Regions from separate parts of the Homo sapiens genome. Here region 1 is linked to region 2. A link is a loop called in an ENCODE intact Hi-C map of the cell type or tissue named here. Cell type or tissue: heart left ventricle. All regions are shown on one strand. Links, peaks and the distances in the headings refer to the core of each region. The heading gives the core; the rest is flanking DNA.

The links. Hi-C counts contacts between places; a loop is a spot of excess contacts. Peaks named below come from ENCODE experiments on the same cell type or tissue, not always from the same donor. Only the 100,000 strongest peaks of a DNase experiment are listed, where the experiment ranks them.
Region 1: a loop joins it to region 2, with 3.0 times the contacts of the local background. A loop is called at or near these places in 20 of 110 quality-filtered maps.

Annotation. Positions count from the first base shown.
Region 1 is chr16:15,776,689-15,792,583 of GRCh38, forward strand. It overlaps MYH11 (myosin heavy chain 11), which reads right to left. Exons shown (of 41, transcript NM_002474.3): 5 at 9,942-10,044; 6 at 5,697-5,789; 7 at 2,092-2,155. Among named protein-coding and RNA genes, the nearest start is that of MYH11, 72 kb to the right of the region's middle. In heart left ventricle, for the core only: no CTCF peak of the experiment used is centred there; no DNase peak of the experiment used is centred there.
Region 2 is chr16:15,820,093-15,835,987 of GRCh38, forward strand. MYH11 (myosin heavy chain 11) reads right to left here. Exons shown (of 41, transcript NM_002474.3): 3 at 3,163-3,319. Among named protein-coding and RNA genes, the nearest start is that of MYH11, 29 kb to the right of the region's middle. RefSeq lists a silencer at 15,160-15,337. In heart left ventricle, for the core only: no CTCF peak of the experiment used is centred there; a DNase peak (open chromatin) is centred at 9,545.

The sequences.
Region 1 (15,895 bases), core at 4,726-12,725, 44 kb before region 2:
ACAGCTAACAAGTGGCAAAGCTGTCTTCCATGCCCTCTGTTCCAAGAGTGGGGTCTGACGGGATGGAGGCGAGAGAGACCGTAAACACGCCACACTAATTAATTTCAGGAGAGCTTCTCCGCGATGCGGGGTGGCAGGAGGGAGAGCAGAGGGGAGGGCAGGTGAGGGTGGCATGGAGATCACAGGGTCCGGGGTGATGGGAGAGGGCAGCTGGGAGGCTGGGCTACTGTACTGGGTGGATTTCCACAGCACTAAGCATGATGGTGCGGGATGATGGGGCTAGATCAGCAGACCTTGTCTTCTTCAAGTCCTAAAGCCAGCTAGCAGTGCCCGGGCTACCACAGCCCATGTCCAATCTGGAAAGCAGTGATTCTCAGACTTTCTCATGGTGTACATGGGTATACACACGCACACATACACACACACACACACACACACACGCACGTATGTTTGAGCCAGAGTCTCGCTCTGTCACCCAGGCTGGAGGGCAGTGTGTGATCTTGGCTCACTGCAACCTCTGCCTCCCGGATCCAAGCAATTCTCCTGCCTCAGCCTCCTGAGTAGCTGGGACTACAGGTGCATGCCACCACGCCTGGATAATTTTTGTATTTTTAGTAGAGACAGGGTTTCACCATATTGGCCAGGTGGTCTCGAACTCCTGACCTCAAGTGGTCTGCCCGCCTCGGCCTCCCAAAGTGCTGGAATTACAGGCGTGAACCACCGTGCCTGGCTGAGATGTGTGTTTCTAAAGAGCTCCCAAGTGATGCTGATGCTGCTGGTTTGGAAACATACTTTGAGAACCACTGATCTAAAAGGAAGGCTGAGGCCAGAAGGACGGGGCTATGCCTGGGGCTCGCTCTAAACACAGGAAATGAATTGCTGAGAGGTGTGTGCAGGGCTGCAGGACAAGAGGGCCCTGGCTCTGGACTTGACCGAAGCCTGACAGCCCTCCTAGCTGCAGGATGGGAATCCTGGCTGGTTTGGGCAGATTAAAGTAGAAACGTAGAAAACATTGAGTTAACGCAATAGCCACCACCTATGAGATGCTCACTTTGGGCCCAGTACCGTACCAAGGGCTGTGCATATTATTATGCATATTATTTCATTTAACCCCTGCACCAGCTCCAGAAACTAGGTGCAATCACCCCCATTTTACCGAGGCAAAACTGAGGCCCAGAGAGCTTCAGTGATTTTCCCAAATCCCCACAGCTTAGACAAGTACAGTGGAGAGGAAGCTACTCCACAACCCACCCTCTTATCCAGGGCACATAACGTGGAAAAATGGGACCACTAGGTGCTGCTAGAGGACCTCAGGTGCAGAAAGAAGCTAAGTCAGGCCCCCAGGTCCTATACATTGCCAAGCACGTGTTCCACAGGAAGCCTGAGCCCTAGGGCCGCCTGCAAAGCTCCTGAGGCTGATCAGTCACTGAACTCTAGACCTGGTTGTTCCCCCACGTCCAGAAATTTCTAACTTGGCTCCACTTCACCGCTCAGGTTCATGAAAGAGATGCTCTACTTGTTCCTTGCGATACCAGCATTCTTCTGGGTAAACTCTGTTTTCATCAATTTCCTACCTAAGAAGTGGAGCCGATCACAGACCAACTCTCTAAGAGGACGACAGGTCCAGAATTTGGCCTCGGACAATGGCTGAATAAGGATGAAGTGAAGATCATACGATAGACACTACGTAGCCAGCCCTTACTCTGCACCTCGCATGGTGCCTAGAGCTTTATATGAGTTCATTCACTCTATTCTCACATTTCTATGAGGCAGGTACCATTCATTATCATCCCCATTTTGCTGATGAGGCACAGAGAGGTGGAGTAACCAGCCCAAGGTCACTCAGCTAAGGGACAGATCATTTGAGCATCACATGCAGCCTAGGCTGCTTGTTTAGGGTTCAAACCAGGGGTCCGGTCCACACATGTATAACCACTGCACCACAATGCCTGCTGTTAAGGGGAGATTTGTTCTGGAAGAAACCTAAGAGGCTGGAAAGATAGAGGTGGCTCTTGGACTCTCCCAGCCTCTGGGCAGGAGATTGGTAGGGGGCAGGGGTACCCATTTGGCCCAGGCTCAGGGAAAGGATACAGGTCTCAATGTTGGCTCCCACGATGTAACCCGTGACGTCGAAGTTGATGCGGATGAATTTGCCCTGCCAACAGGAAAACACAGTTCAGGCTTTGCTGCCCAACTTCAGCCGTTAACCCCATGCTGTGGGCAAGCAGGAGGCAGATGGTACAGAGGATGGGAGGTGGGGCGGGGAGATTCTTGCGAACACTCAGAACCCCACAGGTCAAGTTGTCAGGCGGAACCAACATCTGCTGAGCTGAAACCACCCCAGGCCTGACAGCAACAGAACGTGTAAAACATGTTCACAGATCAATTTCATTCGGCTTTTGCAATGACCGTAGTCCATCATGGCTATCCCTATTTAAAAAAACTTATTTATTTATTAGAGACAAGGTTTTGCTCTGTCAGCGAGGGCTGGAGTGCAGTGGTGCAATCACAGCTCACTGTAACCTTGAACTCCTGGGCTCAAGCAATCCCCTTTTCCCCATGACCTCACCCTCCCAAGCAGCTAGGACTACAGGCATGCACCACCATATCTGGCTAATTTTTAAATTTTTTTTTGTAGAGATAGGATCTCACTGTGTTGTCCAGGTTGGCCTCAGACTGCTGCACTCAAGCAATCCTCCCACCTCAGCCTCCCAAAGTGCTGGGATTACAGGAGTAAACTACCACACCCAGCCCACTATCCCCATTTTAAAGCTGGGAAAACTAAGGCTAAAAGAGATCAAGTGACTTGTCCAACGTGACGTTGCTCCTGAGAGGTAGGGCCCTAAGCAGAAAGAAGGTTTTTCCATATTCAGGGGCTAGAGGGCTCCCTCCCCAGACCCCACCCTGCTCCAAAACATCCACATCATCCAACTATGGATTAAACCTTTTCTGTGGGACAGGTGAGTATGCATTGGCCACACTGCCCAAGCAGGCCCTGTGTAGGATGTCCTTTAGGCAGGAATGGCTCATGTTCCTGGCCCTAGAGGCTCAACAAGTATCTCCAAAGATGGCCCTATCTACCTGCCTCAGCTAAGCCATGAAACCAAGGATGGAACCCAATCCTCCATCTGTTGGCATGAACCCTTTTCCTGTTTCCTCAACAGGTGAGACAGGATTTCATCCTTTTCCCCCATCATGACATAACATGGTGGGAAGTGTTGGCGTGTGTGGACACAATCCCCTAGGCTTGCTCAGTCCTTGACAAAACCTTCAAACTTTCCCCATTGGGAAACATGCAGTAGAGTGATTTGGGATGACCATATCCCAGATGGAGCCAGGGAGAGCCGGCTGGTCACAGGCAAGGCCCAGGCACCTTCTTCACTCTCCTTCCCAAGATGGCAGGGACGCCAGTGAGTGGAGGATGTTTTTAGGGATTTGTCTTGCACGTGCTTCCATTTATGACAGGCTAGAAACATTGCACAGAATTGGAACATGCAAACGCAGTGCTTCTCAGTGGAGGCGGCACATCTGCTATGGAGATTTTGGAAATCGGTGGAAGCCATTATTTGGCTTGTCACATGTTGGGGGGGGGCCGCTGTTGTTAGTGAACAGTGGGGCCAAGGATATTTTGGGAGTCCTGCAATGACCTGGAGAGTCTCTGATGCCAATCCTTGTCTATATCCCTTATGACTCTTCCAATGTCTCACCTGCCACTCATGGAGGTAAAAATCTGTTTGTAATTAGCCAGGCTTAGAACCTAACCTTTATGACTTTAGATTTTTACGCTTTTTTTTTTTTTTTTTTTTTTTTGAGACAAGAGCCTCACTCTGTCGCCCAGGTTGGAGTGCAGTGGTGTGACTTTGGCTCACTGCAACCTCCATCTCCCCGGGTTCAAGGAATTCTCCCACCTCAGCCTCCCGAGTAGCTGGGAATACAGGCATGTGTCACTGCGCCCAGCTAATTTTTGTATTTTTAGTAGAGACAGGGTTTCACCATGTTAGCCAGGCTGGTCTCAAACTCCTGACCTCAGGTGATCTTCCCAACTCAGCCTCCCAAGGTGCTGGGTTTACAGGTGTGAGCCACTCTGTGCCTGGTCTAGATTTTTATGCTTTTAAATGAAAGCATTAACAAGTGTTTAAAATGTTGTTCTAATACAAGAATATCCCATCTGTGTGACTCTAGAGAAGATTGTTCTTTGGTTCAGCGCTTCACTGAGAGTCAGTTGCCATTCTGGAAAATCCCATGCCAACATCATCAGTGCCTGAACTTGACCCTTTTCCTTGTATTTGTAGCTGTCGCCGTGGATAGACCTAAGTGTCTGTCTCTTACTGTGTCTTCTGTTGGTGTGGCCTGGCCCGAGCATTGATATGCTGAAATGCACTTTATTTATTTATTTTTGTAGAGATGGGGTTTCCCCATGTTGCCCAGGCTGGTCTCAAACTCTTGAGCTCAAGTGATCTGCCCGCCTCAGTCTCCCAAAGTACTGGGACTACGGGCATGAGCCACCTCGCCTGGCCTGAAATGCACACTTTCATTATGAATTGTCTTATGTTATTTCTTCTTCATATTCCAGTTAGGGCATTATGCTGATGTGTATTCATCTAATACGTGTAGGAGGTGATACTATCTATGATTCTAATTTCGGGCGAGGAAAGGAGACATTATGTAATTGTTTGTTACTAAAATGGGCCTTGGGGATCACAGGGTCAGGGACCACCATGTGCATTTGCTCAGCAGAGCAGAGCTTTCTGCAAAGAGTCTTTCACAGGGCCCCATCTCAGCGAGCAACAGTTCAGAGACCCCCTTCTCCTGGAATGCAGAGGCAATTTTTCCTTCATCTTTTCTCACTAAAATATCTTTCTGACCCTCCTACGGAGACAACCGCTTCTTTTGCACAATAAAACCATTGTTGTCTACCTATCATCAACCATCCACTTTCAGAGTTCCCCTGCCCTGTTGGGCTCAGGCAAAAACTTTTTGCTTTGGAGCCTGGGGGAGTGTGCATGGGAAGGTAGTACCCCCTGCCTCACTTACTCTCTGTTATTCAGTTGGAAGAACCAGCTTCATGAAGGCTGGAACCATATCTGAACTATTCATCGCAATCCTGTGAGACTCGCTGAGTGCCTGGTATACAGTAGGCACTTAATAAAAACAGCAAATGAGAAAAAAACAAAGAGAATGGTGGTACATGTAAAAGTGCCTACCAGAGTAATTGTACACAGTAGGTACTTACTAAGTATTTCTTGGAGGAGGTGTGTGCCTGGTACACAGTTGGCACTCAATTCATGTTTTGTTACATAAAATGGTATCGGATATAAGGGTCTAGCCCATACCAGGTGCTCAATACCTAATTTTTTAAATTTTATTTTAATAATAGAGATGGGATCTCGCTTTGTTGCCCAGGCTGGTCTAGAACCCCTGGGCTCAAGTGATCCTCCCACCTCAGCCTCCCAAAGTGCTGGGATTACAGGTGTGAGCCACCGCACCAGGCCAATCAATATTTGTTGAGTGAATAGTGAATAAATTAATGAATGAATGAGAGAGTGAGAGGCAGGAGCCCTTGCAAGATTGTGAGATACAGCCCATCTCTCCAGGGTCAGATGCCCCTCCCACCTCTGCACGCAAACACTCTGCAGCCCCAGGCAGGAGATGACACCAAAGCTTTTCTGGAAAATCCATGTGGCTTTGCTACTTACGAATCGTGAGGAGTTGTCGTTCTTCACTGTTTTGGCGTTGCCGAAAGCCTCCAGAATCGGGTTTGCTTGTAGAAGCTGCTTTTCCAGCTCTCCCTAAAATTCATTCACATCTAGTTATTGGAGAAAGCAACCTAGGTCCTGACAGTTCTACCTTGGATGGATGTTGTCACAAAACTCTGCCCTTAACCCACAGGTTCTCTCCTATCTCCTACCTCCTCTTAGACCCTGATGCTAATGTTCAGATTTACAGGAGGATTTCAGAAGAGAAGCAACTGTCTGAGCTCTCTAATAGCTAGGACATCTGCTCCCTAGGAAGGTCACTTTTTTCAAGACCAGGGCCTGCTCATCTGTGCAACATCACTGCCACTCAAAGCCACTGCCTTGCACAATGTCGGTGATGTCATTTACATCATGATGAATGGTGCCCCCCGGAGTTGTGCAGTGCACCACCTGTCCCACTGTACATGGCAGTCGTGCTGCTGTTCATGTTTAACAAGCAGCCTTCTTCAAGTTAAACCACTACAAGCCTCCTTCTAATTATTTTAGTGCAATTTTTTTTAAGTTGCAATTTTTTCTTTCTCAGGACTGGTTTTCTGAAGTCTTCTACAGCAGACAAGTAAGGAATGCACAAAACCCACCAGGAATCCTCTTAGCGGACTGCGGAATAAAGCTTCAAAGCAGGTTGCCTGAGCTCCATTCATTGGGTTAAAGGAAGCTGAGACTGTACACAGCCCACCGGCCCCCTCTGCCGGGATGCCTTTGCACAAACGCGGTCACGTGATTAATCATGGCAGGAAAGGGCCAATGTGGTAAGTTAAGCTGGGAAAGCAAACGAGCTGCTCTTGGCCTAGCCCTAAAACATGGCGGCTGCAGTTGGGCCCCGAGGCCTCCAGGCCCTGGATTCTGGGAGTTTTTCTCCTTGTCCTCCCCTCCTGCTTTCCCTTCCTTATTTTTCCAGGCATCAGGGCTGGGCTGGACAGGAGCCGGGAAAGTGTCTAGAGGGGACAAGGATGGGCATGGCTTCCTCCTCATTCCTCCGCATGCTAGGAAGGCATCAGGGTACCTGGTCTACAGGACAAAGCAGGAAGCTGCTATTTGTTTCTGTTTTGATTTGTCCACACATCCTCCTTTTTGTAGCTCCCAGAGAAAGATGAAGCAAAAGCCTCATCCGCATACAAATCTCAGCTACAAGTGGAATCACCACAGCTGAGACTGGTGGAAATTTACAAGGAGCACCACGGGCATTTCTTTGTTGGTGGGAAGACGACTAAAGGAATCACTTTTGTTCACATAAACTTGGGGTCTCCATGCTCTCTGAAAAAGGCTCCCTTTCTAGAATGGGGATTCTGGCAGGTAAGGTTGAAAAGTCTTGGCAAGAGAGCTTTAAATCGGGGGACCTGGTTCAAACCCTCAATTTTATAGATGATGAAACCATAGCCCCGAGGAGTTAACTGACTCGGCCAAGGTCACACAAAAGCAGATCCCAAATAAGAACTGTAATTCTCCTTCTGATCTGCAACACAGTCACCCAGGGTCTAACTAAGATGGATTGAATGATCTTTTCGGGAGCCAAGGAAGACACCTGTGGGTTTCTTCTAGGCTGGGACCCACACATCAGCCCCCCAAGCTCTGTGTTAGAGATGAGTTTACATATGCACAGGTCCAAGCAGGACCAGGTTATGCGTTGCGTAGCTGGGGCCTTACCGCGCCACCAAAGCTAGTGCATCGCGACCTCCAAGACTGTTTCTGGAGGCTTGAGTCAAGCAACCAGCATGCAAGAGACAGACACGCACTGCACACGCATGCACAGGGACACACTGGTGCACCAGGGACAGGGCTGAGGGAAGACACTTAGGGATGATGGCAGGGAGAGAAGAGGGAGGCATGCCACAGCTGTGCCATCGACTGTCCATCGAGCCAGGGAAGCTTTGGGGCCTGACAGTCCTAAAACACTCAGCCAGATGGGACAGACATCTCTGTCTAGGTTGTTCCAGTCAAGGGTACCAGGAGCGGATGCTTTGAAGGGTGCAGGGGTTCATTCTGAACCGGAGAAATCCATTTCAGGCTGGAGCGCAACCCTGGGGACTCCAATAGGCGTCCCGTGGGTGGTAAATGCACCCCCACACCCTTCCCTGGCATCAGACACCCACAGGATGGTATTTTGGTGCATTTACTGATTTAAGTTGTGAAACTCTAGGGCCTACCCCATTTCTACCACCAGCTACGGGACTCGGTGGGTGCAAGAGGATCATGCAGATCTAAGTTCACTCCGTGCCTCCCCTACACACCAGGAAAACACTCTCAGTTACTCACGTAGGCAAAAGATGGGCCTTGCTGTGGTTGAACAACACAGTATAAAACAAATGTCAGCGTTATTTCCATCACATGGACATCAGGGGCTGGAGAATATATGACTTTGATCCCCCCAAACAGCCTGGAGTCTCCCAGACAGACTGGTCAGCTCCTTTTCCTTGATACTGTTTCTTTTCTCTCTGTTTAGCTGCAGGAATACGATCACAGCTCACTGCAGTCTCAACCTACTGGGCTCAGGCAATCCTCCTGCCTCAGCCTCCCAAGTAGCTAAGACTACAGGCATGCACACCAGGCCCAGCTAATTCTCTTGATTTTTTTTTTTTTTTTTTTTTGGTACAGACAGGGTCTCACTATGTCACCCAGGCTGGTCCTGAACTCCTGGGCTCAGACCATCCTCCCACCTTGGCCTCCCAAAACACAGATTACAGGCATGAGCCCCCATGCTCAGCCATTCCCTCCTTTTTCTAATTTCTTAGAGATCCAGACATTTCAAAGGTTTTCATAATTACTGGGGCCACATTAGGCTCCTTAAAACAGTATCCAGTGAGACAATGTCTGAGATGTGTTTACGCATGCAGCCAAAACAAGCAGCACATAGTAGGCCCTTGATAACGATGAGTTGTTAGAAAGTATTATCTCCTGTGTTTACTCTTTAGGGAAAGGGAAGGCAGTGGAAACTGTGTTTAAACTGCCACACAGCCTCTGGGGCCATTGTTCCCACTCACTATGGCTGGAAACCAACTTGCCAGAGACAATTCTAGGATGCTGAATCTTGAGTTTCCTGCATTTGTTTGGAGAAGGAAAGTTCTCCAAAGCCACGACCAGCGCCCATCCTAGATCTCCAAGGGCCTCCAGACAAGCCGGCCATGGTGGCTGCCCCAGAGTCCCCTCTGAGGACGCAAAGTGACATCTGGAATGGCGAACACTGGAGACACCCCATGCCGTGGTCAGATCTCCATCCTACCATCTTCCCACCCACAAACCTGCAGACGGAGGCACCGGCCAGTCCTAGCGGCCCTACCACGTGCCCCCTCCTGTGGGATAGATGGGGCAGGGCTGACACACGAGGAGGAAGAGAAGGATGGGCCCTAGAGGTGATGACTCTAGAAACCTGCTCTTCTTTTCCTCCCAAGCTCTTAGTCATACCGTGTCATCATCTGTTTATTTGAGGGATTCTTTGACAACTACATGCTCTTCCACAGGTCTGGAAGCTCAGAGAAGAGAATAACAGCATCTCTCAGACTTATCCCCAGGTCCCCACCCCAAGTGGTTCCTGGCATACAGTAGGTGCTCAATCCACAGTTACTGAATGGCATTGCACTGAAGCCCACGGGCCGAGTGATACCAGCATCTCCATCCCAGGGACAGGGGGACACGTGGAGGAATCCGGGAACCCAAAAGGTACCTTAACCCCTGGGACGTTACAGAGATTCATGAAAGGAGTGCTTCTCAATCAAGGGCAACTGTCCCACCCCAGGGAACATCTGACAATGTCTAGAGATATTTTTGGTTGTCACAACTGGAGGGAAGGGGGCTGTCGGCATCTGGCGGGTCGAGGCCAGGGATGTTGTGAAACATTCTACGAGCCACAGGGAAGCCCCTCCAAGGAAGAGTTATCTGGTCCAAAATGACATCAGTGCCACCACTGAGAAGCCCCGACGTGGAGGAAGATCTCGCTATGGAAGGAAAGGGCTTATTCTCATTTCACAAAACGGGCCCCCTTCTGGAGGGATGCTTCTAGCTGAGCCAAGAAATCACCCACACTCAACAGGCCTGCTCGCCAAAAAGACGGTCCCTCTTTGAGTCTTCAGGGGAGGGGTAGTCAGATGGGGCCTGAGTTCTTGCAATGATGTTCTGTTTGTATCTCGGTTGGGCTGCAAGCTGGAGACCGGTTGGCTAAATCATGGCCTCTGATTGGGAACTGCCACTCACCGTGATACTTGTGTCTTTCTTGCCCTTGTGGGAGGAGGCCACCACGGCCAGGTACTGAATGACCTTCTTGGTGTTTTCGGTTTTCCCGGCTCCAGACTCGCCTCTGAAAGACACGGGAACATCATCTATGCACACGTTCCATGGTGACCTTTCCGCAGTTCCATGAGCCAGGCAGGACAATAATGATCATCACCACCATTTCCCAGAGGGTGAAACAGAGGCTCCCAGAGGGGAAGTAACTTGCCCAAGGCCACATCTCTGGTAGTGAGCGGAACTGGGTCCCCAGCCTAGGTCCAATGCCCAATCTATTCCTTCCAAGAGGACATAGAAAAGAATTCAGATACAAAGAGTGAAAAGGTGGGCCGGATGTGGTGGCTCATGCCTGTGATCCCAGCACTTGGGGAGGCTGAGGTGGGAGGATCATTTGAGCCCAGGAGTGTGAGACCAGCTCAGCAACACAGAGAGACACTGCCTCTAGAAAAAGATTTAAAAATTAGCCAGGCATGGTGGCACATGCCTGTAGTCCCAGCTATTTGGGAAGTTGAGGCAGGAGGATCACTCGAGTCCAGGAGTTCAAGACCAGCCTGAGCAACACAGCACAACCCTGACTCTATAAAAAATAAGAAAAATTAACCAGGCTTGGTGGTGCATGCCTGTAGTCCCAGCTACTCAGGAGGCTGAGGTGGGAGGATGGCTTGAGCCCAGGAGTTTGAGGCCACAGTGAGCCATGATCACACCACTGCACTCCAGCCTGGGTGACAGAGCAAGACCTCATCTCTAAAAAAATAGAGTGAACAAGAAAACCTTAGTTTTCTTACATAGGTCCAAACAGGTTTATTTGGAATTATCTACTTTTTTTTTTTTTTTTTTTTGAGATGGAGTCTCACTCTGTCCCCAGGCTGGAGTACAGTGGCACAATTTCAGCTCACTGCAAGCTCCACCTCCCTGGTTCTCCTGCCTCAGCCTCCCAAGTAGCTGGGACTACAGGCACCCACCAGCACACTCGGCTAATTTTTTGTATTTTTAGTAGAGACGGGGTTTCACCATGTTAGCCAGGATGGTCTCGATCTCCTGACCTCGTGATCCGCCTGCAGACATCATTAGCATTGCTAGAAATGGAAAGACCAGGCACAAGGCAGCCTTCAAGAAAGGATGTAAGTGCCTCTGGAGTACCAGGACCTAAAGTTTAAGAAGCTCCCTTATGGAAAGAAAAATTTACCAAAAAACCGGTTATCCCATTGGTCACTGGGCAGATGCAAGCCCCTTTATCCTCTGAGGAATCCCACCCCATGTATCAGGAAGCTGGCTGATGATCTCAGCCAAGTATCTAAGAATAAACCCAGTTGAAGTAATTCACACTAAAGTGTAAATGACTGATATGTTTAGATCAGCACGACATGGTTTGTCGTATCAAAAAAGTATGTCCTCCTGGAATATGAAGGTAGATCTTTTTTTTTTTTTTTTTTACCAAGATGGCTTTCGTGCACTAGCTGCCTGTTTTGGCCACCAGAAATCATCACAATGGAACCGCTCCATCCAGATACTGCCTCTATGTTCCACCACTCCTAGTGAAAGATAAGGACAGTGCCTTGACCAAAACTTCACTTGTTTATCGTCTTCTTCTATTTTTCAGTTTACTTTTGTTTTTTGTGTTTCCTTTCTTTGCCTTATCTCTTTTATTTTCTGAGCTCACTTAATACTCTAAAATATAAGAGAGTTTTTTTTTTAAGTTGAAAAAAGAATTTGTTCACCCCGAGGTCAGCCCAAGGTTCTCTGTGCTGAACCAGTGCCACCAAAGCTAGTACAGTCTCTGCTCTTCTTCCTAATTAGGAAATAAAGAAATTAATTTTCTCTGCCAAAGGCCCATTAATAACTTGGCTCATGGCTTAAAAAAGAAATAGAAGAAAAGAAAAAAGAAAGAGAAAGAAAAAAAAAGTGCCCCAAATTGCTGTGCCTAATCCTACAGGTCCCACTGTCCAGAAATCAAGTGTCTGATGGCCAAGAATGATGAAACATCTTGCGGTGACTTTGTGTGGTCCCTTCCCTTCCTAGAGGCCTTCCTTCCCAATGGCCACATTATTTCACATGGCCTCAGAGGCAGTTTATGAAATGGGGACCATGAAGGCATTACCCCATTTCCCCAGAAGGGGAAACTAAGACCAGAATATATGTGTGTGTGTGTGTGTGTGTGTGTGTGTGTGTGTGTGTGTGTAAAAGAGGAGAACTGGCCAGGTGCAGCAGAGAACTGGCCACGTTTATAATAGCAGCTACTCAGGAGGCTGAGTTGGGAGGATGCCTTGAGGCCAGGAGTTTGAGAGAAGCCTGGGCAACATAGCAAGATCCCATCTCTTAAGACAGAGAAGAATTGGCGTTTGTCATTGGGGGGATATAGGGGGAAGGGTCCCTTTGCTAAATGCTCTACATGAATTATTTCCTTTATCCTCTTCCTGCTTCCATGTTATTATAGAAGGAAGAGTCTTGCCCAGAGTGGGTAAGCAATTTTCCCTAGGTCACACAGCAAAGAAGGGATACAGTCAGAATGGAAAGTCAGGTCTCTGATTCTAATGCAGTCAGAATTCCTTTTACTACATTTCACCAAGTTGTTCCATGACACAGGCCCAACCCTCTAGGGACTTGCTTTCTAAGGCCAGAAGAAGGGCAGGGGAAGGGGAATTGATATTTGTTGAAGGCCTGCACAGTACTAGGCTTTGGGCTCACAGATCTTTTCATTTACTCTACCCAGCAATCTAATGAGAGAGTTATTAATTATCCCCATCACCCATCCGGGGAAACTGAGGCAAAGAGAGGTTTGAAGTAAATTGCTCCAGCCCACAATTGCTCCTGCTTTCACACAGATAGGAAATGGAGGAGAAGCAGGATTTGAACGTAGGTCCACTTGACACCAGGGCCCATGTTCTGCCTCCTACCCTTTTATTTTAACAAATCAGCAAAGAGAAAAGACAGAGTGAAGTCCCAGCCCCACTCCACTGGAATTCTGCCATATATTCCAGGAGGCTTTACTTGCCCCAATCAATGAACCAAGCCACTCAGTCATTCACACCTAAGTATGAATTACTTCAATCAGGCTAACGTCAGAACCTTGCTTGACTTCATTCTAAAGTGAAGGGGTTGGATTCTGATTAAAGCAAGAGAAAGGAGAGAAATTTTTGGATGTAGGAAACCACTTGCGTAGGTGGTCATGAACCTATTCAGATCCAAGACAAGAATCAGGACAGCAGTGTGCACAAACAACATGTGTGGATCACACTCTTCATGCTGACAAACCAGTGCTCCTAGACTGCTGCTGCTCACTTCTCCTTTCCCACAATAGTTCCTTCCTTTCCACCCTGGCCTTGAACCTCTCTCACCTCCTCCCTTTTACAACAAAGACATCACCGGGTGTGGTGGCTCACGCCTGTCATCCCGGTACTTTGGGAGGCTGAGGCGGGTGGATCACTTGAGGTCAGGAGTTCAAGACCAGCCTGGCCAACATGGTGAAACCCTGTCTCTACTAAAAATACAAAAAGTAGCTGGGCATGGTGGTGGGTGCCTGTAGTCCCAGCTACTTGGGGAGCTGAGGCAGGAGAATCCCTTGAACCCAGGAGGCGGAGATTACAGTGAGCTGAGCTCGTGCCACTGCACTCCAGCCTGGGCAATAGAATGAGACTCCATCTCAAAAAACAAACAAACAAACAAACAAACAGACAGACAAAAAAAAAAACAAAGACATCAATGTGCCCTATCCGTGGCTATGGTCTCCCACTTTGCCTGGGATGGGGAGTGGGACATAAACTCTGGGCATCTACCCCTTCCCATGTTGCTGCTGGGCTCCACTGTTTCCAAGTTCTGTTGAGAAAAATAAATTGCCCTGGGAGGTTCTGCCAAAGAAAACATCCCAAGCTCCAGGCTCGTGGGCGTCTGAAGGTTGATGTGCTTAGAGCTGGTTCTAGAAACATTCATAGCTTGGCTTTTCTGACCCCTGACCTCTAGGGGTGAAGATGCCTTCCTGGTCTGAGCACCCTAAACTCCTTTCTTATTTCTTGGGGAATTTGGTACTGAGCTCCCTCTTCCCGGAGAAGGACCAGACTCATGACCACGTTATGGCCTCCTGGCCTTGTAACTACCCCAGTGCCAAGTCCTTTTAATCAGTCCAGCCCCAGCAGCTGGGAAGAACCACCCAATGGCCACTTAATCCCCCAGCCAGGCTGGCTTCATGAGTGTGACCTGTACCGTCTCACAGGGACCACCCTGTGCTTCATACTCTAATGTTGCCATCTGGAAATTCTTCCTAATTCTTTATAAACGCTCTGCATTTTTTTTCTTTTCTTTTTTTTTTTTTTTTTTTGAGACTGACTCTTGCTCTATTGCCCAGGCTGGAGTGCAGTGTGTGATGGCGGCTCACTGCAACCTCTACCTCCCAGGTTCAAGTGATTCTCCTGCCTCAACCTCCCAAGTAGCTGGAACTACAGGTGCCCGCCACTATGCCTGGGTAATTTTTATATTTTTAGTAGAGATGGGATTTCACCATGTTGGCGAGGCTGGCCTCGAACTCCTGACCTCATGTGATCTGCCCGCCTCAGCCTCCCAAAGTGCTGGGATTCCAGGTGTGAGTCACTGCACTCAGCCAGCATTTTCATTTTGCAAAATTCTACAAATTCTGCAGCTGGTCCTGGCTCCCAGGGTCGAATATTGCCAAGTCCATTGCAGCCTGTGGTTTGCCACTGGTAGGAAAGCCAAATTGTCTCTGATGAACCTCACAGCTATTCAGTCCCTGGTCTTTATGTGACTGGCAAAGCACCCTGGCATTTTGTACTGTACAACTCCTACACGTCCTGCAAAACCCCAGGCAGAAGCAACGCCTCTCTCCCCTATAGCATCAATTGGCAGAATAGCATAATGGGCTCCAGGACCAGGTTGCTCAAGTTCAAATCCCTCCTCTGCCAGTTACCTGGGTGACCTTAGGCAAGTCATTTAGCCTCTCCATACCTCAGTTTCTTTACCCCATTATAAAATGGGTATAATAAAAACACTTACCTTGTATGATTTTTTTTTTTTTTTTTTTGAGACAAGATCTCACTCTGTGGCCCAGGCTGGAGTGCAGTGATGCAATCATAGCTCACTGCAGCTGAGAATTCCTAGGCTCAAGTGATACTCCTGCCCCAATCTCCCAGGTAGCTGGGACTACAGGTGCACACCACCACAGCTGGCTGATTTTTAAATTTTCTGTAGAGACAGGGGTCTCGCTATGTTGCTCAAGCTGGTCTCGAACTCCTGGTCTCAAGTGATCTCTAGCCTCAGCCTCCCAAAGTGCTGGGACTACAGGCATGAGCCACCATGCCTGACCTTTTATATGATTCTTATGAGGATTAAATGAGTGAACATTTATATAAAATGCTTAGAACAATGCCTGGTATGCCAAAATGTTAGTTATTATTACTTTTGTTTTTTGAGACAGAGTTTTGCTTCTTGCTCAGGCCGGAGTGCAGTGGCACAATCTTGACTCACTGCAATCTCGAACTCCTGGGTTCAAGTGACCCTCCCACCTCAGCCTCCTGAGTAGCTGGGATGACAGGCATGTGCCACTACACCTAGCTAATTTTTTGATTTTGTGGGGTCTCGCTAAGTTGCCCAGGATAGTCTTGAACTCCAGGCCTCAGGCAATCCTCCTGCCTCGGCCCCCTAAAGTGTTGGGATTACAGGTGTGAGCCACTGTGCCCACCTATTATTACTTTTATAACCACTGCTTCCACAGAAGTTATATATTGTTTGTATAATGATTTTCAGCATTCATCCTATCATTACAATATAAATAATATTCACATTTTCCCACTGTTTAAGCTAGGAGTTAGCAAACTCTTTTTGTAAAAGGTCAGACAGTAAATATTTTAGACTTTGAGGGTCACGCATTCTTTGTCACATCTGCTCAGCTCTCCACTGCAGCACAAAAGCAAATA
Region 2 (15,895 bases), core at 4,887-12,886:
ACCACTTTGGGAGGCCGAGGTGGGAGGATCACCTGAGGCCAGGAGTTCAAGACCAGTCTGACCAACATGGTAAAGCCCCATCTCTACTAAAAATACAAAATTAGCCTGGTGTGATGGTGCATGCCTGTAATCCCAGCACTATGGGAGGCTGAGGCGGGCAGATCACAATGTCAGGAGATCGAGACCATCCTGGGTAACATGGTGAAACCCCATCTCTACTAAAAATACAAAATTAGCCGGGTGTGGTGGCACATGCCTATAATCCCAGTTACTTGGGAGGCTGAGGCAGTAGAATCGCTTGAACCCAGGAGGTGGAGGTTGCAGTGAGCTGAGATCACACCATTGCACTCCAACCTGGGCACCAAGAGGGAAACTCCATCCGGAAAAAAAAAAAAAAAAAGAAAGAAAGAAAGACAAAAGAAAGAAAAAGATTCAGGGCAATTCACAGCTGAATGAACGCTAAGACCACAGGGGCTTTGAGAGACTTAAACACTAAAGAAGTAAAAGAAGCCCTTAGGAAAACTGGTGACCCATCAAATAAATCTGTAAGAATGATCCTTTTTAGCTCGGGCTGCAGAAGTCAAGCATGACATGAAGATGTCGTTTTATGCTCACATGATTTCATCCCTCAGCCCAGAAAAAGTTACAGAAAAAAACCCCACACCCACTCTTAATTCATTTTATACTGAATCTACAAATTAGCACCTACTTGTAATTAAAATAAAATTCTTATTACATGTAAGCTGAAATTAACCTATTTTTATAATTTGCAATGTTGGTTTTCTTTTCTTTTCTTTTGAGACAAGGTCTGGCTCTCTCACCCAGGCTGGAATGCAGTGGCGTGATCTCGGCTCACTGCAACCTCCACTTCCTGGTCTCAAGCGATCCTCCCACCTCAGCCTCCCAAGAAGTGGGACTACAGGTATGTGCTACCACACCAAAGTAATTTTTGTATTTTTTGTAGAGACAGGGTTTCGCCATATTGCCCAGGCTGGTCTCGAACTCATGACCTCGAGCAATCCACCCATCTGGGCTTCCCAAAGTGCCAGGATTACAGGCGTGAGCCACTGTGCCTGGCCTGCAATGTCATTTTTCAAGCTCAGTCAAATATTTTGCCCACTCTCTTTCCCTCCTCCACACACATACTATCTACAGTGAAACTTTGGTCTCTGTTTTAAGTGATCTTTTTCTGGAACGAATTATCTTCAGATAGTAAAAATTTCCTTCATTTCATGCCATTTAGTTCAGTTAGTGTAATGAAAGGTCACGTAACAAAATGTTAATGGTGATGAGTTTTGGATGATAGAATCATAGGTGCCAGCAAGTTCTCTTTTACTTAAATATATGTTTAAGTTTTTCTAGAATGAATATACAATATTAAAGACTTTTTCAAGTTACAAATAAATTTTTTCAGAGCACTGTAGAAATGCTTACCCATCTGTCGCTCCCCCTCCTTCTCCTTTGCTAACAGAATTTTCTTTCTTTTTGGTATTTAGATTAAAATGTGCTTAGTGGGACCTCAGCTCCAGAAAAGAACCAGGAATTGCTGGGTATGGTGGCTTATGCCTGTAATCCCAGCACTTTGGGAGGCCGAGGCGGGTGGATCATGAGGTCAGGAGATCGAGACCATCCTGGCTAACAAGGTGAAACCCCGTCTCTACTAAAAATACAAAAAATTAGCCGGGCGCGGTGGCGGGCGCCTGTAGTCCCAGCTACTCGGGAGGCTGAGGCAGGAGAATGGCGTGAACCCGGGAAGCGGAGCTTGCAGTGAGCCGAGATTGCGCCACTGCAGTCCGCAGTCCGGCCTGGGCGACAGAGCGAGACTCCGTCTCAAAAAAAAAAAAAAGACAGATACCTGACTCCAGGAGCCATCACTTTACAACCTGAGATTACAGCTCCAAGATTGCCTTTGCAAGGCTCCACCTGCTGGTCTTTGGAGGTAATGGCAGGCCCTGCCTAGAAGGGCCAAGATTCTGGTCCTACCTGTGGAGTCTGGCTCACTGTCAGAAAGTTGGGGCACTTATACCTGAGTCCCTCTATCTTGGGGGCGGGGTCGTGGCATCTCTCAGGCACACCTGGATTCCGGCCTCAAGAACTTCCAGAATTGGGCTCCTCTCAACTCCCAACTCAGATCCCTGGGTTCCCACCTGTTGGTGCCCTTTCAGAGGGGGTGTGAGTTTTCGAGTTTCTTGTACTCTTCGCCTGACCTGGTACACTTGTTTGCATTAACTGCCTAGTCCCTCTGTTTGACTTGGGGGTGGCTATTTCAGGGGCTCCAAAGTGTTCTAAATAGAAGGTGAGAAGGCCTGGGTGCAGTGGCTCATGCCTATAATCCCAGAACTTTGGGAGGCCAAAGTGGGAGGATCGCCTGAGGCCAAGAGTTTGAGACCAACCAGTATAGCAAGATCCTGTCACTTCCAAAAACAAAACAAAACAAAACAAAAACAAAACAAAAAAACCCACCTTTTTAAAATTAGCTTGACATGACAGTCCACACCTATAGTCCCAGCTACTTGGGAGGCTGAGGCAGGAGAATTGCTTGAGCCCAGGAGGCGGAGGTTGCAGGGAGCCGAGATGGCACCACTGCACTTCAGCCTGGGCGAGAAAGTGAGACCCTGTCTCAAAAATAATAAAACAATAGTAAAAATAATAACGTATAAACATGAAAGTAATAGGCACAAGTCTTAAGTTTGGAAAAACCAGCATTAACAATCTTCACAAGAAGCTACAAGATAGAGACTATCACCCCTTTTGACAAATGAGGAAACTGAGGCTGAAGAGGAAAAGATATTTACCCACAGTCCCACAGGGGTTGAGGGACAGGTAGGTGTCAACACAGACCACAATGGCTCAGCCCCAGGGCTGTTCCCCACCCTCTTTCCATCCTTTGCAGACAGCTGGCCCGACGGGGACCTTGGGCAGCGAGCCCCGGAGCTGGAGCTGGAGCGGGCCCATGCCCGTATTTGCCCAAGCTCTTGGCTCTCCCTCACCCTCCCAGGCTGCAAACACAGATGTTCCTTTTGCTTTTTCCCTTTTTCAGCCACAGTAACTCCTGGTCCCTCGCAGTGCCTGCCAAACTCCACATTCCTGGCAAGAACTGCAGACAAGCAGGACAGGAGGGGCTCCCTGGAGCTGGCCCCGTGCAGCCCTGAGTTCACTCACCTTGAAGCATGCTCCGGTAGGCCGTGTCTGCGATGGCGTAGATGTGAGGCGGCATCTCGTGCCTCTTCTTGCCCTTGTACATGTCGACGATCTTCTCCGAGTAGATGGGCAGGTGTTTATAGGGGTTGACCACCACGCAGAAGAGGCCAGAGTACGTCTGCAGACAGAGAACCCAGCTTACTTCCAGACCTCCTCCAGGGTAGACAGATTGCACAGAAGCACTCAATATTCTCATGTTAGAGATGGGGAAACTGGAGCTTGGAGTCTTAGTGGAAACCCTGGGCCTCACTGATATTCCAGGTACGTGGGAAGAGGAGAAAGGGCGAGAGTGGGTTTCCAAGCTGCCTATGTTTTATTTTGCAACTGTGGGGGGTTTTGTGTTTGTTTTGAGATGGGGTCTCACTCTGTCACCTAGGCTGGAGTGCGGTGGTGTGAACGTGACTCACTGAAACCTTGACCTTTCTGGACTCAGGTGATCCTCCTACCTCAGCCTCCTGAGTAGCCAGGACTACAGGCGGGCGCCACCAGGCCTGGCTGATGTTTATATTTTCTGTAGAGACATGGGTTTCACTGTGTTGCTCAGGCTGGTCTCAAATTCCTGGGCTCAAGCAATTCTCTCATTTCAGCCTCCCAAAGCACTGGGATTATAGTTGTGAGCCATTGCACCTGGCCAAACTGTGGAGTTTTGAAGAGCTCTGGGTTCAAATCTCAGCTCCACTCCTCCGACCTGCCACTTTACCTCCCCGGACCTCACTGGCTTAAATAACAGCCACCGTTCATTGAGCACTTACTATGTGTTGGGCACCGAACTAAGCACTACGCAGGATCTTTTTTGGATGCTGACAATCATATTAAATGCTCATCATTTAACAGGTGGCACAGAAAATGAACAGTGTGCTTAAGATATTAACTCAGGAACATTTAATAAAGAAAGTGTTTACAGATATGTGTGCAGAATTAAAGAAACCCAACCAGTGACGGGAGCAGTTAAGTCTGAAGAGCAAGAACAGAAGAGAATGTTGTTTACTTTTTTTTTTTTTTGAGACAGGGTCTTGCTCTGTCGCCCAGGCTGCAGTGTAGTGGGGTGATCTTGGCTCACTACAACCTTGAGTTTCTGGGCTTAAGTGATCCTCTCGCCTCAGCCTCCCAAGTAGGTGGTACCACAGGTGTGCACAACCATGCCCAGGTAATTTTTATTTTGTTTTTTGTAGAGACAGGGTTTCACCATATTGCCCAGGCTGGTCTCGAACTCCTGAGCTGAGGTGATGCGCCAGTCTCAGCCTCCCAAAGTGCTGGGATTACAGGTGGGAACCACCGCACTCAGCCAGAGAGGGAATGTCGTTAACTGAACATTGGAGGCATAGAAAGCCACACACCCCTAAAAAGGGGCTGTCCAGAGGGATCCGCAGTCATACAGAAACACAGCTGCCAAAACTGTGGTCCAGGAGGGAGGGAGGAAAAGGTAATAATCCTCCAAGCTCTCTCTCCTCCCACCACCCTCTGATCTCTTTCTGGGACCTCCCAATGTCCATATCTAAGAAGAAACCCCAGTGACTCAGTCTCTAGAAGATGGCAGAGGCATCTCCTCGTGGCATCTTCACAACTACTCAGTAACAGTGATTTCCCCACCGCCTGTTTGACAGGAGGGCAAAGTGAGGCATGGTGAGGTTGTCACCAGGTTACACAGCTGGAGGGAAGTTGGGAACTAGAACTCCTGTTTACCCCACAGCGCCTGCTCCTGATCATTAATACCTTCCCCATCTGCAAAACAGAGACCAACACTGACATGAGCTCTCCAATGTGGATGAAGCTTGAAAATATGCCTAGTGAAAGAAGCCAGGCACGAAAAGTCACGTACTCTATCATCTCATTTATGTGAAGTGTCTAGAGTAGGCAAAGCCATGGAGACAGAAAACAGACTTGTGGTTCCCAGAGGCTGGAAAGAGGTGGGAAATGAGGAGGAACTGCTCATGGGTATAAGGTTTCCTTTTGAGGCTATAAAAATGCTCTGGGGCCAAGTGTAGTGGCTCATGCCTGTAATCCCAGCACTTTGGGAGGCCAAGGTGGGAGGATTGCTTCAGGCTAAGTGTTTGAGACCAGCTCAGGCAACAACAGCCGGACCCCCTCTCTACAAAAAAAAAAAAAAAAAAAAAATAGCTGGCCATGGTGGTGATCACCTGTAGTCCCAGCTACTTGGGAGGCTGAGTCAGGAGGATTGCTTGATCCCAGGAGCTCAAGGTAATAGTGAGCTATGATTGTACCATTGCACTCTAGCCCCTGGGTGACAGAGCAAGACCCTGTCTTGAAATTGATAGCTGTACAACATTGTGAATGCACTTAATGGCACTGTTTTCTTTAAAATGTTTAAAATGGTAAATTTTATGTCATATGCACTTTACCATTTAAAAAATAGCAGTCCTCTCCTACTGGGTGAATAGGAGCATCTGAAAATAATCAGATCAGGGACGGAGGAGTCAAGGCACAAGGCGAGTCCCGCCATGCTGTACGTGGTAAGGCACTATTGTCATGATTTTTCCTTACTGGATACTAGATTTTCCCATGGTTGAGGTCACAGTTCAGGAGACAGGCTCCAACCCGTCTCACAGGAACTGCTTTCCCCAAACGATAAACATCAGTACTGCCCAAGACTCTGATGGCCATAAAGCGTATCCTCTTCCCTGCAAGTGACTTAGGGAGAACCACAGATCCATCTCTCAGTTACAGCTAGGGTGAACCAAGCAACAGAGGGTTAAGTGACTTGACCGAGGTCACCAAAGAAGATCCTGGCAGCACCAAGCCCAGCCTGGCCCGCCCCCAGGTATGAGCATGGTCCATTATGCTATCCAGCCTAGGCCCATCCAACAGAAACAGAAACTACTGATCGTTCGTTCATTCATTCATTCATTCATTCATTCATTCATTCATTCTGTACGTCCCAGATGCCATGCAAAAGGTGCTGGGACTACATTAGAACATTAAAAAAACACAGGATCCCAGCCCTCAAGGGCCTTTTAGTCAAGGGCTGGAGCCAATTAGAGAGTGGGAAAGTCTGGCTGGGTGTGGTGGCTCACAACTGTAATCCCAGCACTTTGGGAGGTCAAGGCAGGAAGATTGCTTGAGCCCAGAAGTCTGAGACCAGCTTGGGCAGCACAGTGAGACCCCCATCTCTATAAGAAATTTAAAAATTAGCTGGGCATGGTGGCATTCACCTGTAGTCCCAGCCACTTGGGAGGCTGAGGTGGGAGGTTTGCTTAAGCCTGGGAGGTTGAGGTTGCAGTAAGCCGTGATTGTGCCATGCACTCCAGCCTGTGTGACACGGTGAGACCTTGTCTCAAAAAAGAAAAAGAAAGAAAAAGAGAGAGTGGGAAGGTCCTTCCAGGGCTCAGTCCACTCAGGGACAATGGTATGTAATGTCTGGGGGTGCTGCAGAGGAATATTCTTTGAAGGTACAGGATTGTTGGGCGCAGTGGTTCACACCTATGATCCCAGTACTTTGGGAGACCAAGGAGGGCAGATTGCTCACACTCAGGAGTTCAAGACCAACCTAGGCAACACAGTGAGACCCTGTTTCTACCAAAAATACAAAAAATTAGCAGGGCATGGTGGCACATGCCTGTAGTCCCAGCTACTCGGCAGGCTGAGGCAGGAGAATCACTTGAACCTGGGAGGTGGAGGGAGGTTGTAGTGAGCCAAGGTGGTGCCATTGCACTCCAGCCTGGGTGACAGAGGGAGAACCCATCTCAAAAAAAAAAAAAAAAAAAAAAAAAAGGAAACAGGATTGATGGAGACGGAGGTTCTCACCATCCCCTAAAAGGAGAATGAATGAGTCAACATATGCCTGTCTAAATAGCCATCAACCATTTACTGAGCACCTACTATATACCACATCTGTGTCAGAGGCTGGAGATAAAGAAATCAATGATAGCTCCTGCCCTTAAAGAACTTAAATCAGAGGGGGAGACAAGTACATTAAAACACGTCGTAAGAACAGAGAATGATAGGAACAAGGAAGGGAAGGCCCTAACCCACATTGGGGGTGGTCAGGGAAACCTCCAGGTGGGGAGGTATTCCCTGCACTGAGTCTTAAAGGACAACAAGGTGTTAACCAGCTCAAGACAAAGCAGGGACATGGGCAGAAAAACAGGACACGGGGTCCGTGGGGGTGAACTATAAGCAGCTTGGTATAAGCGGCTCCATCGGACCGAAATGGAGAAGCAAAGCAAGGGTTAGAGGTAAGCGGGGCCCAGGAGCAACATCCAGCCTGGTGGGGCTGGGAGTGGGGGGCTGCCTGCCTGGACACCCCTCTTCCCCATTCCATCACCCAGGACCCTCCCACCCATCCTGCAAACACCAGCTGCAAGTGCCTTGAGTCCGGGGAACCCCCTTTCTCCTCTTCAGTCCCAGCACAGGCCTTGGTATAGAATAGGTGCTAACTAAATGCTTGCTAAATGCATGCCAGGGGAATAAATTAATGATACAGCTTCCTGGGAGCAGGGACAGCCTGACTTCACCTCCGTGACCTGGGGGCCTTGCACGGCGGCAGTAGGTACTCAGTGGACTACACTGAGCCAGGCCAGGGGCTATTTCCTGTTCAATCAGTGTCCCCTGTCCCCAGGACAAGCCTCCCAAAGAGAAGAGCCCAGTCTGTGGTCACCTGAACAAAGGTCAATCAAGCCCCACCCTCCTTCAGGCCTCGACTCCATCTCCAGCTCCTCTGGGGCCATGTCCACTGCCACGCCCCTTTTGAATGTAGGTATCATTTACAGCCCAACCTGTCCTCACTCAAGCCCTTGACCTGGAGGCAGTAAAGGGCAGTGGCTAAGGGCTCAGAACTGGGTATGGGGTACTTGAATTTGAACCTTCACTTTGCTACTTCTTCGCTGTGTGACCCTGGGCAAGTCCCTTAACCTCTCTGAGTCTCACTTATCCTCATCTACAAAACAGGGAGGCATACGAACAAGCCCTTCATAGATGTGCTGCGAGATAATGCTCGAAAAGCATTTAGCATGGCGGCTGGTATGTAGTAGGTGCTCAATCAATGTTATTTAGTGACTCTTACTATGCTCCCTTCATTTCACGAGAGGGAAGTCTTGCCACCTTAGAGCCTTCAATATGCTGTTCTCTCCACTTGGAACACTTTTCCCCTCATCTTCCCACAGCTGGTTCCCTCTCCTCTTTTAGAGCTCTGCCTAAATGTTACCTCCTGGACTGTGACCCACACACTACTGTATCTCCTGCACCCCGCACAGTGCCAGGGACAGGGTAGACACTCAGTCAGCTGTAATCCCAGCACTTCGGGTGGCCAAGGAGGTCAGATCACTTGAGGTCAGGAGTTCGAGACCAGCCTGGCCAACATGGCAAAACCCCGTCTCTACTAAAAATACAAAAATTAGCCAGGCATGATGGCAGGCGCCTGTAATCCCAGCTAGTCGGGAGGCCGAGGTAGGAGAATCACTTGAACCCAGGAGGTGGAGGTTATAGTGAGCTGAGATCATGGTGCTGCACTCCAGCCTGGGCAACAGAGTGAGACTCTAAAAAAAAAAAAAAAAGAAGGAAGGAAGGAAGGAAAGTAAGAAAGAAAGGAAGAAAGAGAGATGAGAGATAGAGAAAAGAAAAGAATAAAAGGAATTTTTAAAAAGAAGGAAGAGGCCGGGCATGGTGGCTCACACCTTTAATGCCAGCACTTTGGGAAATCGAGGAGGTCAGATCACTTGAGGTCAGGAGTTTGAGAACAGCCTGGCTAACATGGCAAAACCCCGTCTTTACTAAAAATACAAAAATTAGCTGGGTGTGGTGGCGCATGCCTGTAATCCCAGCTACTCAGGAGTCTGAGGCAGGAGAGTCACCTGAACCAAGGAGGCAGAGGTTATGTGAGCCGAGATCATGCCACCACACTCCAGCCTGGGTGACAAAGTGAGACTGTCTCAAAGAAAAAAAAAAAAAGAATAAAATGAATTTTTAAAAAGAAGGAAGGACCACACTGCCTTTTCAACTCCATCACTAGCTTCTGAAAGAGGAATATGACTTCCATCCTCTTTGTTTGGGACATCTCTCCCAGTGCCGTGCACACAACAAGCACTTAATCCATACTTCCAGGTAGATCTGAATCTCTGCTGAGTTCTGTAAAAGCTTTCTAAGCAAGCCAGGGTATGACGATGGAGTGAAGGTAAGACTGGTGCAGGCAGCCGCACATCTCACGGCAGGGTCGTGGGGCTTCAGCATCGGGCTCTTCCTCCCACATTATTCAGCCACTTCTCCTTCACCTCGACCCAGCCCAACCATAGTTGGCTGTGTTTCTGCCTCTCTGGCCCCACGAGCCCCTCTCCAGCTGGTTAAATTCAGAGGTTTCAACATCCCAGCCTCCTGTGTCCCAGCCGGCATCTCATGGGCCCTGTGCCACCAGCAAGTCCCAGCTGCAGGCCCAGGATTTCCCTCTTGTGACCGTATTAGGAAGCAGCTCCAGTTTTTCTCTGACGCTTTATATGGTCAGCCACAGAGCCCTGAGCAGGGGGTGCTCCCGGGGCCTGCAGCAGAAATGAGGAACAGGGAGGGAAGGGAGGGAAGTGGAAGGAACACTGGCTTTCAGACACACAGGGATGGCCGGGCGCAGTGGCTCACACCTGTAATCCCGGCACTTTGGGAGGCCAAGGTGGGTGGATCACCTGAGGTCAAGAGTTCGAGACCAGCCCGGCCAACACAGTGAAACCTCATCTCTACTAAAAATACAAAAATTAGCAAGGTGTGGTGGCGCGTGCCTGTAATCCCAGCTACTCGGGAAGCTGAGGCAGGAGAACTGCTTGAACTCAGGTGGCAGAGGTTGCAGTGAGCTGAGATTGTGCCACTCCACTCCAGCCTGGGTGATACAGCGAGACTTGGTCTCAAAAAAAAAAAGACACACAGGCCTGGGCAGAGTGTTGGCTTTGCCTTATCACCTGCCTGACTTGTGCATACAGACCTACCCCTGAGCTTCCTCAGTAAAGTGATGGATAATCACGGCTTCTTTATGAAGCTGCAGTGCAATATCACGGCTTTCTAAATACCCAACCTAGAGACAGACGTGGTCCACCAAGCACGTGCTTTTGCTGCAGCCTTGCTTTTAAGAGCAAAAAGACTAGAAACAACCTAAATACCTGTCAATAGCAGACAGGCTTAATCATTATGGTTCATCCCTATAGCAGAAGACTGTGCAGTGGCCCTCTCTCTACTACCATGGATGAATGGCCAAAATACACAGTTAGATGCAAAGATTGAGACGCACAACAGCCGGGGCCTGTGCTGCCATTTTGGAGGGGTGCAGGAGGGGCTCTCTATGTGGCTGCATGTGTATAAAACATCACTGGAGGCTGGATGGAGCAGCTCACACCTGTAATTGTAGCACTTTGGGAGGCTGAGGTGGGTGGATCACTTGAGGTCAGGAGTTCAAGACCAGCCTGGCTAACATGGCAAAAACCCATCTTTACAAAAAATACAAAAATTATCTGGGTGTGGTGATGCACACCTGTAATCCCAGCTACTCAGGAGGCTGGGGCGGGATGATCGCTTGAATCCAGAAGGCATAGGTTGCAGGAGCCGAGATCGCACCATTGCACTCCAGCCTGGGTGACAGAGTGAGACTTTATCACAAAAAAAGCAATAGGCTGGGCACAGTGGCTTAAGCCTGTAATCCCAGCACCTTGGCAGGCCGAGGCAGGTGGATCACCTGAGGTCAGGAGATCGAGACCAGCCTGGCCAACATGGCAAAACCCCCTCTCTACTAAAAATACAAAAATCAGCTGGGTGTGGTAGTACACGCCTGTAGTCTCAGCTACTTGGGAGGCTGAGGGAGGAGAATTGCTTGAACCTGGGAGGGGGCTGTTGCAGTGAGCCAAGATCATGCCACTTCACTCCAGTCTGGGTGAGAGAGTGAGACTCCATCTCGAAAAATAATATAAATAAATAAATAACATGACTGGAGGGCTACATATGTAACCAGCAACCACAGTGTCTCTAAGAAGGGGAACTGGAAGGGCGAGAAATAGGAACGAAGGGGGAAGTTCTATATTCCCTTATACACTATTTTATTTCATATTTGCATGTCTTACCTATTCAAAAACATATTTGAAGTCTGACTAGATAGTTATGAACAGACAGAAAAAACTATAAGGTAGGGTTAAGTGGAAAAAAAATCATACTGCAAAACATACAAGGAGTGACTTTTTCTTATGTTTGGGGTGTGTGTGTGTGTGTGTGTGTGTGTGTGTGTGTACATACATGAACCTGTGAATCATGTTTGCCTCCAGGGAAGAGGGCTGCTTTTTGTGATACATACTTATTTTTAAATATTCTCCTGAGGTCTTTGCATAGATTATCCTTGTATTACTGGAGGAGGTTCTTTGAAGCAATAATGACTTGAAAGATCAGAAGGCTGGGTGCAGTGGCTCATGCCTGTAATCCCAGCACGTTGGGAGGCGGAGGTGGGAGGATCATCTGAGTTCAGGAGTTCAAGACCAACCTGGCCAACATGGTGAAACCACTTCTCTACTAAAAATACAAAAATTAGCTGGGCGTGGTGGCATGTGCCTGTAATCCCAGCTACTGGGAGGCTGAGGCACAAGAATCGCTTGAACTCAGGAAATGGAGGTTGCAGTGAGCCAGGATCACACCACTGCTCTCCAGCCTGCGTGACAGAGCGAGACTCCATGTTAAAAAAAAAAAAAGATCAGAAGGGCTAATGCTTGGGGCTTGACAAAGGGCAGCTTCCAGTTACAGTGTCTTTCTACCCTCTAGGGACCAGTGCAGTGGCTGGCACCCAGGAGGCCTCTGTTCACAATCTGCTTGTTCCTTGTGTCCCCGGGTGGACACTGCTTCCAGAGTAGGCTAAGATTGCTGGGCCAGGTCTCTAAGGCGGAAAAATTGTCACCTGCTAAAGTTTGGAAGGAGGGCTTCTCCTGACCCCCTGGGCATTCCAGAAGCAGAACCAGAACTGGAAAAATGTCCTTTGGGGTTCATGGTTCAGGGACTTGGGCTTGGAGTTCCAATGAGCAGGGGGGCCCATCCACCTTGGCTCTGGATCATGATTTTCCCAACCCCAGAGGTTTGGTATAGGGTGGAGGGTCCCACTGTCTACAGAGACAAAGCAGGTAAGGCATGAGTGAAGCAGGGCGTGTGTGAGTGAACAAAAGAGGTGCCACGGTCAATGGTTACCATGGCCTGGGAGACGACAGGGAGTGGTGAGGTCTGCGGAAAAGCAGAGCAAAAAGCCCATCTCACAGGGACTGCTACTCGCACTCTGCATTCTGCAGTGTCAGGTCCTCTGCTTTTTCGAGCAATGCCAGAAACAGATTTCTTTTTTTGATATATTAAGTTAACTCAATTTAAAAACAAAAATCACTCCTCTGTGTTAGCAGGTTGTAATCATTAGTCTAGCACCTAGTTAGGTGCTCAAGGAATCATAATAAAAGGTTCAATTCCTTCTTGCTCTGCACTTAAAGCTTGTCTACCTCAAAGCTAACAAGGCCTCTGGCACTGTCCCCTCCTGCTCCAGCCCACGACCATCACCTCCTGCTCTAAGCCTATTACCCCAAGAGCCCTTTGCTACTAATCATAGGTAGTCACCCTGGCCCTGGACTCACACAGACCTTGTCTGAATCCCAGCTCTGCCCACCTTCCAGTGGTGGGACTAAGCACATCTGAGCTTCAGCAACCTCATCTTTTTTTTTTTTTTTTTTTTTTTTTTTTTTTTTTTTTGAGATGTAGTCTCACTCTGTCACCCAGGCTGGAGTGCAGTGGCACAATATCATGCCTGTAATCCTAACACTTTGGGAGGCCGAAGTGGTGAAGATTGCTTGAGCTCAGGAGTTCGAGATCTGTTTGGGCAATACGGTGTGACCCCACCTCTACCAAAAACACAAAAAAATTAGCTGGGCATCGTGCTACATGCCTGTAGTCCCAGCTACTAAGGAGACTGAGATAGGATCCCTTGAGTTCCAGGAGGCAGAGGTTGCAGTGAGCTGAGATCATGCCACTGTACTCCAGCCTGGGCAACAGAGTAAGACCCCATCTCAAAAGAAAGAAAAAGAAAAAAGAAGAAAGAAAAAAGAAGACAGAAAGACAGAGAAAGAAAGGAAGAAAGAGAGAGGGAGGGAGGGAGGGAGGAAGGAAGGAAGGAAGGAAGGAAGGGAGGAACGAACTAACTAACTCGAGGCAGACGAACTCAGCCAAAAGACAGCATTCAGAAGACCAAGGGACCCTTAGGACCAGGCGTCAAAGCCATGCTCCCCGCCAGGTATGCCACAAACGGTCTTCAGCAGTTTAGGTAGACTGCTGGACATTGCTGAGCCCAGAACCTGCATCTCTAAGATTAGGAGGAAAGCTCCTCTGGCTTCTATAGACTCTTCTAGATCCAAGAGCACAAGAGGTCTGCCAGAACCTTCTCAAGGGCACATCGTTTGAGGCGAGCCTTGCAGAACGGAGGAGAAAGTTTATCTTCATCACAGAGGGCAAAGTCATGCATGCCAGACCACGGACCTGGTATCACCTCACTACCCGCCTATTAACAAGACTCATGCATGCTGCTATTATGGGCTGGGAGAGTAAGTTACTGTGCTCCCCCACCCCAACCCCTTTCCTTCTTTATCTTCTCCGTCATGGACGACGGTTTCTATTAAGCAATTAAACTGACCAGAAAGGAACAAGAGAAGAGCGGGACCATCATCACAAGGCTGAAAGGATTTTAATCTAATCTGTCCAGAGAAGCATAGCAGGAATTTGAAGCTTTGATTCATTTATTTTTAATCTGCTGTCAGAAGATATTTTGGGTCTCAGGACCTTCATATGCCCTTTTTTTTTCTGATTTCTATTTGAGGACAGCAGGTGAGATGAATACACAGGCCTGTCCTGAAACTCCCTAGATGGTGATGATACGTCTTAGATGAAAGACCTGGGCCCCAAAGAGTCCAATTTTCCCTCTAGCTCCCTACAGACGGGCCTCTTTAGAAATATCCAACATACTGGCTGGGCGTGGTGGTTCAGGCCTGTGATCCTAGCACTTTGGGAGGCCGAGGCAAGTGGATCACCTGAGGTCAGGAGTTGGAGACCAGCCTAGCCAACATGGTGAAACCCGTCTCTACTAAAAATACAAAAATCAGCCAGGCATGGTGGCACATCCCTGCAATCCCAGCTACTCGGGAGGCTGAAGCAGGAGAATCACTTCAACCCGGGAGGTGGAGGTTGCAATGAGCCAAGATCGCTCCACTTCACTCCAGCCTGAGCAACAAAAGTGAAATTCCATCTCAAAAAAAAAAAAAAGAAGAAAGAAAGAAAAAGAAAATGTCCACCATACAAACAGCCCCAGATCAATAATTTTTCCATACAAACAGTGCCACAGACAAGAGACTTCCCCTACTTAAGAAAGTAAAGATACATTTTGCAACACTGCACCTCAGCTTCCTTCCCTAAAAGGGGCAAACATTTTTAACTCAGGGGATGCTGTGTTAAATAAAATACAATGTGTCAATGTACAGCACTTGGATTGGAGGACATATTTAATAGTTACGGCCAGGCACAGTGGCTCACACCCGTAATCCCAGCGCCGTGAAAAGTCAAGGCAGGAGATGGCTTGAGGCCAGGAGTTTGAGACCAGCCTGGGCAATATAGTGAGATCCCAGTCTCTACAGAAGTTTTTTTTTTTTTTTTTAATTAGCCAGGTGTGGTGGTGCACACCTGTGGTCCACAGCTACTCAGGAGGCTGAGGTGAGAGGATCGTTTGAATCCAGGACTTGGAAGCTGTACTGAGCTACGATAGAACCACTGCACTCCAGCCTCAAAGACAGAGTAAGCCCCCATCTCAAAAAAAAAAAAAAAAGTTATGAGTTGCTAAGTTGCTCACTCTTACCATTTGGCTCTTTAAAAAGCCACTCTAACTCCTTCTGAAATATCTATAAGAACAGTGGAAAAATGGCCTATCCCCATGACAGATTCTATACTACCCCTTACAAGGGGTATCTTTGGGGCTTCCTGAGATATATTACACAAGTCAACACTGAGCATTTCCAAATGGAAAAAAGAGCAAGTCACTAAACTGTGTGCCCAATAGGCTTTTAAATATGTAAACAGATACCATGCTCACAAAGAGACAAAGAATGCACCGCATCTCTGGTTAAGGACTAATTTTTCTGTTTTGTGTTCACTATGCTTTCTGAACTCTCCAAGTGTTCCATAGTGAACGTGTCTTAGTTTCCTAATTAGGAAAAAAATGTGCAGGACATTTTTAGAGATGACAAGGGGCTTTTTGTAATTTTCATTTGGCAAAATGTACAGACCAGAACCAAAGAGACACAAGGATGCCAAGTGATGGAAGAAGAACATCTTACTAGTAAAATCAAAAGTGATCATGACCACAGCAAAAACCAATCTAGTAACACTTAACATTTTCAGTGCCTGCACTTAACATGTAGCAGGAAGTGTATTAAGTGCTTTCTATTTAGAGTAACCCACTCCATGAAGCTGGTACTATTTTTTTTTTTTTTTTTTTTTGAAACAGACAAGGTCTTGCTCTGTCACCCAGGCTAGAGTGCAGTGGCACAATCATAGCTCACTGCAGCCTTGAACTCCTGGGCTCAAGTGATCCTCCTGCCTCAGCCTCCCTGAGTAGCTGGGATTATGAGTACGCACCACTGCACCTGGCTAATTTATTTTTGCAGAGATGGGGTCTCGTTGTGTTGCCCAGGCTGGTCTCAAACTCCTGGGCTCAAGT